Linked DNA regions of Homo sapiens: region 1 is linked to region 2. The links are chromatin contacts, found by Hi-C or POLR2A ChIA-PET in ENCODE. All regions are on one chromosome and are shown on one strand. Each heading gives the region's core, a stretch centred on a gene start or an enhancer-like site at or near the end of the contact. The rest is flanking DNA. Distances are from core to core; before and after follow the strand shown.

Evidence for each region. A loop is a pair of places that touch in the nucleus more often than their neighbours do. ChIA-PET counts read pairs that join two places held with the same protein, here RNA polymerase II (POLR2A). Pooled maps may share reads with other maps.
Region 1: a map of posterior vena cava shows a loop between it and region 2 (14-fold over the local background). The contact joins the enhancer-like site here to the promoter of ZNF106 in region 2. A Hi-C loop is called at or near these places in 1 of 168 maps with a recorded cell type or tissue (posterior vena cava) and 8 of 50 pooled maps. POLR2A ChIA-PET finds 5 or more read pairs at or near these places in 1 of 52 experiments (OCI-LY7).

What each region holds. Positions count from the first base shown.
Region 1 is chr15:41,928,396-41,934,438 of GRCh38, reverse strand. The region is part of intron 3 of EHD4 (EH domain containing 4); the gene reads left to right. EHD4-AS1 (EHD4 antisense RNA 1) reads right to left here. Exons shown (of 4, transcript NR_120332.1): 3 at 5,933-6,043; 4 at 5,153-5,757. Among named protein-coding and RNA genes, the nearest start is that of EHD4-AS1, 10 kb to the right of the region's middle. RefSeq lists enhancers at 4,830-4,959, 4,980-5,059, 5,022-5,525. Within about 2 kb of position 3,723, at least 23 of the 41 ENCODE cell types and tissues checked have a DNase peak (open chromatin) inside an H3K27ac peak, as active enhancers do.
Region 2 is chr15:42,488,252-42,493,994 of GRCh38, reverse strand. ZNF106 (zinc finger protein 106) reads left to right here and starts at 2,854. Exons shown (of 22, transcript NM_001366845.3): 1 at 2,854-3,015. It also overlaps a transcript of SNAP23 not described here. RefSeq lists enhancers at 2,682-2,791, 3,092-3,141, 3,192-3,381.

The DNA of each region.
Region 1 (6,043 bases), core at 2,474-4,973, 560 kb after region 2:
GGAGGCCGAGGCAAGAGAACCTTGAGCCCAGTAGTTTGAGGCTGCAGTGAGCTATAATTGTGCCACTGTACTCCAGCCTGGGTAACAGAGCAAAACTCCATTTATTTATTTGAAAAAAAAAAAAAAAAACTTCCTGGCACATGGTTCAGGGGCATCTGGGCAGGGTCCAGAGGGTTCTGATACAGGGGGCCCCATTTTGAGGAATCTGGGTTAGGGCTGAGCCACCACTCCTGAGCCTGAGCCTGTCCCTCCTACATACCCTGCCATCCCCAAAACAAGTGAAAGAAGGGGCTGGCAAACTTGGAGAACCTACCGAAACCAACCTGGGCTTTGTCCTGCATCTCTGTATGCCCGAGGGTGAAGGCTGCCCTCTCAGAGAACGGAGGGGAGAACTTGAGTGAGAGAGACGATGGGGTGGGGCAGGCTCTGTGACTAACCAGCCTCCTTCCAGGGCAGGGCTTTGGAAGGAAGCAGAGGTGACTGTCCCGCAGGAGTCACCAAGTGACCCTGTCGGCCTCATGGGCGTCTGACAGGGAGGGCGTGAGGCCTGATGCTGGGTCCTCTGTCTGTGTCTCACTGCTTGCAGGAGCACCCCCGCCTAGCCTACTTCGGAAGCTAGGATTTTTAGGAACCCCTAATGAAAATAAAGAAGGAATTTTTTTAAGTTTTCAGGTACACTTTGAAACGTTTAATAACCTTCCCTGGTTTTATGGGGACATTCCTGTTACACAGCCTCAATCCCTGTTGCTAGAGGTGGTAAAGCTTCTCTCCCTCCTAATCACTGTGCACCAGTGGGGAACCCCCAGCCTAGAAGGTGGGAGGGAAAGATTATAAATGCAGGATTCTAGGTGGAAGAGAGGCAGTGGCAATCCATGCCGAGAAACACTGGCCGGGCACGTTTCTCCCTGTCCCTGGCTCTTTCCCTTGCCAGCTGGGCAACCTGGGCGAGTTACTTCACCTCTTTGAGCTTCATTTTCCCCTGCTCTAAAACAGGGGAAGGTACTTTCTCTCGTACAGTGGGATCTTACGAGAATCTGAATGATCTGTGTTCATACCTAAGTGCTCCATAGATATCAGCCGTTCCTGTTATCTATGAAGCTCAGAGTGAGAGGGAAACAGCAAAAGGTCCTCCCCAGGATACACGTGTGGCTTGAATTCAGGTTTCATGTACCTGTGCCCGGCAGGCAGGCAGGCATCTCGACCATCCAAACAAGCCTGTGGTTGGGGAAACGCTGAAAATAACAAGGCTTTCAGGGAGCATCTGTATTTTCCTTAGAAAGACAGAGGGAGGTGGGGAGATGCAGGCACACTCCTGTGGGCCCTGGAGGAGGCTGACCTGAGCTTGAATCCCAGCATGGGGCCCTGTGAGCCTCTTTCCGCTTTTATAAAGTGAGGGAATTTTCCTTCCCAGGGTTGTTTTGAAGATAACATGTGTAAACCATTTAACATGGATCATGATTAATAACTGGTGATAGGGGCGGTCATGATTCATTTTATAGAACTGGGGTGGTCCCAGAATAGACGGACCCAGCTCAGAGGGCCCTCTCGGCCAAGCGCTCAGCATTTCCCAGGGGAGGGCAGAGGATGGCCGAGTCCTGGGACTCAGACAAGGGCCTTGCTCTTCCAGAGATCCAAAGCAGGGGCGGTGAGGGTGCGTGAAGTATTTGGGCCTGACCGTAGAGCTATGGAAAGCCACGAGAGTGCAGACAAGGGCTGGAGGTGGGAAACCTGCTGAAGAGAATGACCCGGGAGCAGTGTTCCCGGGTGTGGCTGAGGGGCCCGGCTTCTGGCACTCCTCCAATTCTTTTTGCCATAATCCTCTTTCTTGTATCTAGGGATATTTCTCACACATGCCCTGATGCAGTTTCCTCAAGAAACCTCCATTCACCTGTAATCTTAGTCTCTTTCTCAAAATTGCCTCCTGTTGGAATCCAAATCGAGATGCAAAGCACAAATCAGACCATGTATGCAGCGTTTCACCTTTCTGAAGCACCCTGCGGTGGGTAGGTGTGTATGTGCTTGGGACAAAAGGCTACAAAAAGATAGTGAAGAATGTCTGTACCACCCATATCCCCCAGTTCCTCTCCCAGAGCAGACCCTGCCTGCAGACCCTGGGGCTTCTCCCAGCTCACCCGCCCACTCACGTGGAGCCCTGGCGGGATTCGCTCCACTGCCCTGTGTCTTGATTTTCCCACTTATAGTAAATCTTGGAGCTTGTCCATGTCTGTACTTCGGAGCTGCCTCCCGCAGTCCATCATATAGATAGACCAGAATTAATAGGTGCCATCCTTTTGGTGGGTGACATTCAGGCTGTTCCTAATCTTTTGCCGTTACAAACAGTGCCACAGTGGATTTACACAGTTTAGCATGTACGGTGCAAGTGTATACAGTTGGCACGATAACGTGCAAATATATCTTGAAAATTGCTGAAAAGGGAGGAGCTTAAAAAAAAAAAGAAATTGCTGGCTGGGCGCGGCGGCTCACACCTGTAATCCCAGCACTTTGGGAGGCTGAGGTGGGCGGATCACGAGGTCAGGAGTTGGAGACCAGCCTGACCAACATGGTGAAACCCTGTCTCTACTAAAAATACAAAAATTAGCCAGGCGTGGTGGCGTGCGCCTGTAATCCCAGCTACTCAGGAGGCTGAGGCAGGAGAATCACTTGAACCTGGGAGGTGGAGGTTGCAGTGAGCTGAGATTGCGCCACTGCATTCCAGCCTGGGTGACAGAGCTAGACTCCGTCTCAAAAAAAAAAAAAAGAAATTGCTGAGTAGATTTTAAGTGTTCTTACCACAACAAAACAAGTATGTGAAGTAATGCATATGCTAATTGCACTGTCAATTTAGCCATTTCACATTGAATGCATATTTAATTTTGTTTTATTTTAATTTAATTTTACTTTATTTTATGTTTTATTTTATTTTGAGACAGGATCTCGAAGCTCCGTCACCCAGGCTGAAGTGCAGTGGCACGATCACAGCTCACTGCAGCCTTGACCTCCTGGGTTCAAGTGATCCTGCCACCTCAGCCTCCTGAGTAGCTGGGACTGTAGGCATGCACCACCATGCCCAGCTAATGTTTTGCATTTTTTGTAGAGATGGGGTTTCACCTTGTTGCCCAGGCTGGTCTCAAACTCCTAGGCTCAAGTGATTCACCTGCCTCAGCCTCCCAAAGTGGTGGGATTGCAGGCATGAGCCACTGCACCCAGCCTCAGTGTATACATATTTCAAAACAACATGTTGGACATGATAAATATATACAATTTTTCTTTATCAATGTAAAAAAATAAATGAAATAGAGACTAATCCAAAAAATGTGCAGATGTAACTCTAAGATGCATTCCTAGAGGTGGAATTTTGGAATCAAAAGGAGCGGCGGTCTTTTTATTATGTTAGCTGGTGCCAAAAATGCCACTGTAGAAGGCATGCCTGTTTACATGCCCACCATCTCATTATGATTCTAATTTTCATTCCTCATGGTTAGTGTGGTTGAGCATCTTTTCATGTATACCTTTTTAAAGTATTTCCTTTTCTGGAGGTATTTGACTGTTTTGAAATACTGTTGGTAACTACATGGGCTACTTTTAGCAAAATCAGTGAGTCATTTTTTTATAAGGAGCCCCGTGTGGATTCCCATGGTTCCCACTGACTGGGTCTTTCTTTCCATCTGTGACATAAGCCCAGAAATAACTGTCTCTGAGTAATAGTTTGGCTTGAGGAGCTGGTTAGCTGATAACTTAATTGCTAGAGCTGGTCTGCAGTGCCAGCTGTTGTCCACAGGCATGCAGGACACTTGTGCAATGCCAAGATGTTTGAAAAGAGGAACAGGGCAGGGCGAGGGGTGGGGTCTTCAGGTCAGAAGTTGCTTTCTAGCCCTTTATGACCCCAGTTGTCATCCCGTTGGTTTAACATTTCTCTTTAGAAAACTGTAGCCTGAAGAAACATTACCTTTGCCCTTCTGAACCACAGAATGACAAGATGCATTGTCACGGTCAAAGCCTTGCTTATAAATGTTTGACCTCATCACATTTGGGTGGAGTCTGTTGGCATTTTGCCTCAAGAAAATTCAGTGCAAGTAATGTTTGCCACGCCAACTCCGTCTGATTTATAGACATATTGTATGAGACTTTCTAGCCTGACTTATACACAAAGCCCACTTGAAAAATGAGGAATGGACAATTTCCATGTGCGTGACACGGGATTCCTGGATCTGTTCATCCTAATATATAATAATATCAGAAGGTTAGATGGGGTGACTTCTTAAGCATCCTTGGAAGTCATACATTCCACAACCCTTCCTCAGATAGTTTCTTTCAGTATAGAGTTGTTTGGAATTGGATGACAATAAGTTAAACTTTGGGGCAACTAATTACACCTATAGAAACATTCAAGGACCTTCAAATTGGCCCAAATGCTATATAGCACATGAATCCAGTAGAAGGGATGTAATAAAATGAAACTTACTGTTTGATAATTGTGTCATTTAGAGTTGTTCATTCAGTATTCCTGTAGCCATCTGAAGGGTCTACTGTAGCCATCTGAAGGGTCATCTTAGGCTGGCACTGTAACTAGTTCGTGTCTGTACTATACAGACGCTGAGCTAAATCGATTTTCCTGGGAATCTGGCTTTTTATTTCAAAGAAGCTTACTGTTTGGAACCACCCTATATAGCTAAAATTTAAGATCTAGAAAGAATCCTTTTTGATCATCTGACTCACAGGTATAGAAACTGAGGCCCAGCAGAATGAAATTGTTAAGCCAGGCTCCAGGACTTACAGGATTTTCTTGGTAGGTTTTTTTACCAACTTCCCTCTCCAGCAAAGAGCCTAAAATGACTGATAATACCATGTTGCTGTCTTTCTCCAGGGCTCAGCCTTCTTTAAATGGGCCTGCTTCTTCATCTGGTATTTAATCTGAGATGGAAAGTGAGATGCGAAACCCAATTTTCCCTTTCACTTGGTCACATGCCCAGAAGCAGCAGCGTTCAGTGGGCCGAGTACTGGCGTGGAACCTTCCTCTGTTCCCATGTCTGTGGCGTGGCACGAACCTGTGATGTGGGGCTCTCCCGCCCTTGCCCTGGAGGGGCCTTCAGGGACATGTGGCTCACCCATCTGTTATTGTCACATATCCCCCAGAGGAAGGAGGGACAGGCTGTGAGGTTAGCTTGTTTATTTTATGAGGAAACAGGCACAGAAAAATTAATTTACAGAGTCTTGGACAAAATCCCAAAGGAAGGAGGAGTGGGAAGAGCAGAGAGCGGATAAACAGCACAACGCCATCCCTGGACACGCCTAGTTCTTGCTTTTATTTAAATTTTGGTAGGTTCTGTGGCCACACCCACTTTAGGCTAGGTACTGGGAGACAACCTCTGGGGTTTTCTGGTAACCAGTTACATTCTCCAAGAGGTGGCCATTACCAGCTGAAAGGTTCGAGGTGAACTCACATCCAGCCTCTCCAAAAGGAGCTTGGGAACCTGTGTTCCCTCCGGGCAGTCTCCCAGACCGGGTTTGGTATCAGCCCCTCCCTGCCACTGCCCTGCATCTGGTCAGCTGGGGAAAAGGGGGCAGGGAGGAGAGAAGGCCAGTGGAGCAGAGCCATTCATTCTGTGGCTTATTTTGTCATCAGCAGGTCCCATTGCTCCCGCTGATTGGGGACTGCCTCTTCCTCGGGGGTGTAGTTGCTGAGATACTGCTTCCCCCTCAGGGTGGTGCTCGGCACACCCACCATAGCCTCTGGCAGGGAAATGCTGGAATCCAGACCTTCACCAGAAGCACCATTGTAGAAGAAAAAGAACAACCTCCTCAATAATAATGCAAGTGGGCCAATAATTTTTACAATATGCATATTTGTTTTCTTGATATAAAAATAATATATATTCATTGTAGAACACTTAGGAAACCACAAATCAAAAAGGAGAAAATAAAGTACACTCACCTCTGATTCTACCATCCTGGTACACATATGGTGCAGCGCAGCGGGTGAAAGCACAGGCTCTAGGATCCGAGTCCCTGGGTTTGAATCCGGGCTCCCCTGAGAAACAGCTGT
Region 2 (5,743 bases), core at 1,605-4,104:
GAGGCAGTTTAGAGGCAGTTCGAAACACTGGTAAGAATAATGGTTTTGGAAGAGGGCAGGGAGGGAGAAAGAGAGAGAGAGGAGATATTTCCCCAATTATGAGAGGAAGTATGTTTCTGTATGTTTAGTAACAGGAAGTTAAAGTTCTCATTTGCTGACTTGTTTTCTCTGTGAAGTTGAAGATGGGGTCATCTTCTGATAGAAAAGGAGGTGGTATTGGGAGTTTAAAGGAAAGCTGAGAAGATTTGGAATATTGTAGAAAGTAATACAACAAGTTGACAGAAGAATGTTGTAGGACTGGTAAGCAATATTGAGGGCCTTTTTAATATGGGCAAAAATGAACTCACCATTTTCTGCCCTCCTGTGTAAATTTCTCAAGCAGCAGTCACTTGTTGAGGGCAGAGGTGGAGAAAATGTATGGTTGAGTTCATTAGTTCATTTAGGGTTGTGATGGTCATTGATATAATTCCGTGGTTCTCAACCAGGGACGATTTTGTCCTCCGGGGGATATTTGGCAATGTCTGGAGATGCTTTATTGTGATGACAGGGAAACGGGGGTGGGTACTACTAGCATCGTGTCCAACAGTGCTGCTAAACATACATACACACACACGCACACACATATATGTATATATATATAGAGAGAGAGAGAGAGAGAGAGAAGGTCTTGCTCTGTTGCTCAGGCTGGAGTGCAATGGTGTGATGTCAGCTCACTGCAACCTCTACCTTTGCAGCTCAAATCCTCCCACCTCAGCCTCCTGAGTAGCTGGGACTACAGGTGTGCACCACCACTGCCGGCTAATTTCTGCATTTTTTGTAGAGACACGGTTTCACCATGTCACCCAGGCTGGTCTCAAACTCCTGGACTCAAGCGATCTGCCTCCCTTGACCTCCCAAAGTTATAGGATTACATGTGTGAGCCACTGCTCCCAGTCTGCTGCTAAACATCTTATAATGCACAGGATACCCCTGACAAAAAAGTATATGTTCCAAAATGTCAGTAATCCCAAAGTTGAGAAACCATAATCTAGCGTTACCTTGGCACTCACCAATATCTGACTGTGGTCTTCTACAGGCTTTTCCCTGAATGATGGCCCAGAGTTTATAGGGTAAAATAGTTCCTCCATTGCATGCCTTTGAAGGAGAATAGAATGAGCAGCGTACCACAACCCTTGAGTGTTTCAAGGACTTGTGATGTCACAAACACGGAATTGGAAGTTTCCTAAACCTCTAGAACAAATCTGGATTTACATAGAAGAGGTTAATATAGCCGCTTCCTTTCTTTTTTCTCTCTCTTTTTTTTTTTTTTTTTTTTTTTGAGACGCAGTCTCGCTCTGTCGCTAGGCTGGAGTGCAGGGGCGAGGTCTCGGCTCACTGCAACCTCCGACTCCCGGGTTCAAGCGATTCTCCTTCCTCAGCCTTCCGAGTAGCTGGGACTACAGGCACGCACCACCACGCCCAGCTAATTTTTGTGTTTTTAGTAGAGAAGGGGTTTCACCATGTTGGCCAGGATGGTCTCGATCTCTGGACCTCATGATCTGCCCACCTCGTCCTCCCAAAGTGCTGGGATTACAGGCGTGAGCCACTGTGCCCCACCGCTGCTTACTTTTATTTGAGACGTTGAAGGTCTTGTTAAACAGAGATGTTATAATCTCAATAATATAGGAGGGACACTCCACATAATTATCAACCTGAATGTCATTTCATTTATCTGATAGTCTTAGTCACTAAAATTAGGTTTCTGAGGGAATGGGTATGGGCTAAGTTTAATAATAAATATAGGCGGCCGGGCGCGGTGGCTCACACCTGTAATACCAGCACTTAGGGAAGCCGAGGTGGGCGGATCATTTGAAGTCAGGAGTTTGAGACCTGCCTGGCCAATATGGCGAAACCCCATCTCTACTAAAAATACAAAAATTAGTTGGGCGTGGTAGTGCACGTCTGTAATTCCAGCTACTTGGGAGGCTGAGGCAGGATTATCGCTTGAACCCGGAAGGTGGAGGTTGCAGTGAACCAAGAGAGCGGTTCTGCACTACAGCCTGAACGACAGAGCAAGACTCCATCTCAAAATAACTAACTAACTAACTAACTAAATAAATAAATAATAAATGTAGGCTGGGCGCGGTGGCTGACACCTGCAATCCCAGAACTTTGGAAGGCCAAGGCAGGCAGATCACTTGAGCCGAGGAGTTTGAGACCAGCCTGGGCAACATGGTGAAACCCCGTCTCTACTTAAAAAATATTATAAATACCTTAGGCATGAGTAAGAATAAAGTCAGTATTATGGAATGTCTGCTCTGTGATAGGCAGCATTCATAGATAAACACTTGACCTATGTTATTTAATCCTAGCAACACCCTGTGAGATAACATTATCCTAATTTTAACTCAAGAACCTGAGGTTCCAAGAAGAATTGTAATTTACCCAAAGTCACAAATTATTCGTAGCTAGTCCAAGATCTGAAACTCAGGTCTGGCTGTTCTAAAGCTCTTGCACCTTCCATTCAACTTCAGAAAGTTTTACAAGGAAGGAGTGTTTTCAAAATGTAGCCCGAACAGTTGCCACTGACTAAAGGAAATGGCGGGACACCAAGGAAGAGAGTAGGAGCTACAGGGAGGCCGGGAAAGAACAAGGAGAAACAAGGAGAATGAAAAAGGGACCAGGGAGGCTGTTCATAGCGTCCAACGCTGCGTACTGACTCTCCCGCAAGCGGGCCTGCCTTTGTTCTTCCTCCATTCTTTTTGAGAAAAACCTCTTCCTGTGTGTCCGTTGTTCACTCTCTTGTGTTCAAATAAAGCTAGATTATTGAGAACTGCGGACGGCAAAGGAAAAAAAAGCGAGCGTGACGGCTTCGGTGTGCGCCTGCGCGTTGGCGGCGGCTGTGGCGGGGCCCGGCGGGGAGCGGGTCCGGAGCAGGCTCCCGGACCCAAAACTGAAGGGGGCGTCTGAGGCGTCAGGGAGCTCCCTCGCCTGGCTCTCGGCGGCCTGATGGAGTAAGAGGGGTTGGCTGTGAATGTGAGTATCGACGGGCCGGCCTGCGTTGAGCGTATCGGAGCCCAAGGGTCCTGGTCGTCTGCCCCTTAGGGAGGTTGTGGGGCTGCAAGACACCACCGGGTTTCTACTCCTGCAGGCTGCGGCTCAGGGGCAACCTGGTGGTCCACTCTCCCAGAGCCGGCGCGGGTTTATGGGCAGGCGGTGCTGCTGGCTTCGGGGTACGGATTTTCGCGGGGGCGTTCCAGCTCTGCTCCCAGCCCCAGAAGGAAACGTGGCTCCAAAGCCTTGACCTTTAGGGGAAGCCACTGACCTCCTTCGTCCCCAGTTGGGCAGGGAGTCCAAAGACCCTGGTCCTTAAAGCCCGTAGGTCTCAGGCCAGGGACACATTTCAACCTCTCGCGACTGACAACCTCCGTTCTTTTTCCTCCTTTCGTTTCTCTCCTTGTGGGATGCGTCTTGATAATAACAACTAATAACAAATAGTAACAACAGCTTACTGTGTCCGTTTAATATTTAGTCCGAATCTCGGTGTATAATTGTGGAGAGGAAATGCTTTACATCCTCTTCCCCTTTCAATTTGTTGTGTAATCATCTTTGAGAGTAAGATTAAGGCATCTTATTGAGAAGTTTGAGATATCCGTGGCTTTTAGCAACTTGAGACTGTCATCCTAGGTAAGCGAAGTTCTCTTACCTAGCAAATAAGTGCTGTATCCACCATAATGGTTTATATCCAGTTTATTCAAAGCACAAATAACTTCTTTTTTTTTTTTTGAGACAAAGTTTCGCTCTTGTTGCCAGGCTGGGGTGCAGTGGCGCGATCTTAGCTCACTGCAACCTCCGCCTCCTGGATTCAAGCAATTCTCCTGCCTCAGCCTACCCAGTAGCTGGGATTACAGGCACCCACCACCATACCTGGCTAATTTTTTGTATTTTTATTTATTTTTATTATTATTATTTTTTTTAGGACGGAGTTTCGCTCTTTCGCCCAGGCTGGAGTGCAGTGGCGGGATCTTGGCTCACTGCAACCTCCGCCTTCCAGTTTCAAGAGATTCTCCTGCCTCAGCCTCCCGAGTAGCTGGGATTGCAGGCGTGCACCACCACCACGCCCGGCTAATTTTTGTATTTTTAGTAGAGACGAGGTCTCACCATGTTGGCCAGGCTAGTCTCCAACTCCTGACCTTAGGTGATCCACCCACCTTGGCCTCTGAAAGTGCTGGGATTACAGGCTTGAGCCACCACGCCCGGCCCACAGATAACTTTTGAGTGCTTATTAAGAGCTTAGTACTGTTGTAAATAGCATGGGAAATCTTAAAATTTGCTTTAAGCCCCGTTCTCAAGTTTGGTCGTGAATGAAATAATGAAAGACAATTTTCAGATGCAACTAGAATTTATTTAGTATCTACTACACATTTGCCAATACCGCGCCATGCCTAGAGTTAACTCTTGAGTCTAGAAGATAGTAGGAGCCCTTTAATTAGAAATACTAGATGGTTTTCGAGGAGAACTTTAAAATGGCCTGGAAGGGGCCAGGCGCGATGGCTCACGCCTGTAATCCCAGCACTCTGGGAGGCCGAGGCGGGCGGATCACCTGAGGTCAGGAGTTTGAGACCAGGCTGACCGACATGGAGAAACACCGTCTCTACTAGAAATACAAAATTAGCTGGGCATGATGGCACATGCCTGTAATTCCAGCTACTTGGGAGGCTGAGGCAGGAGAATCGCTTGAACCTGGGAGGCGGAGGTTGCAGTGAGCCAGGATTGTGCCATTGTACTCCAAAAACGAAACTCCATCTCAAAAAAAAAAAATTAAAAAATAATAAAAAATGGCCTGGCAGGAGGTAGAGGGTGTGAACGAATCTGATCAGGCTAGTTCAGAACCTATTGTGTGTGTGTGTGTGTGTGTGTGTTGTTTTTTTTTTTTTTTAGAGAGAGCCTTGCTTTGTCGCCCAGGCTGGAGTGCAGTGGCGCAATCCCAGCTCACTGCAACCTCCGCTTCTTGGGTTCAGGTGATTCTCCTGCCTCAGCCTCCCGAGTAGCTGGGATTACAGGTGCCCACCACCATGCCTGGCTAACGTTTTGTATTTTTAATAGAGACGGGGTTTCACCATGTTGGCTGGGCTGGTCTTGAACTCCTGACCTTAGGTGATCCACCCACCTCAGCCTCCCAAATTGCTGGGATTACAGGTGTGAGCCACAGTGCCCGGCCTCAATTGTTTTGATTAAAAGGAAGATATTTAAAAAGGAAAGACTATGAATAGTGATTATTGTACATCTAGATTAGTGCACGTGTAGTCTGAAGGCTGCTCTACAAGAGTTGAGAGGAATGGAAGATGCTAGACGACTTGGTTCTGGGACCAGGAATGGCTCAGTGAGAAGTCTATGTATTGTGTGTTTTGTAATTGGGAGTATCTTAGTGGAGAGTTTAGGATTAATTTCTGTACCCAATGAATAAGAGCACCTGGGCAGACAAGTTACATATGAATGCTCTACTTGGACCTCTAGCATGTGAAATCACTAGTGGAAACTCTACAGTCGAGTGTGTGTGTGTGTGTGCATGTTTGTGCATGTTTTAATCTGAAAGAAACTATCAAGAAGCTCCCAGGTCTTCATCAGTGAAGGATTGGTTAAATAAATGTATGAATTTGCTAGAAAGAATGAGCCAGCTCTATATGTGCTAATATTGAGTGACCTCCCATATAGTGAGAAAGAAAAGGTGCAAAAGAGGGTGTGCATTTTGCAACCACTGTGG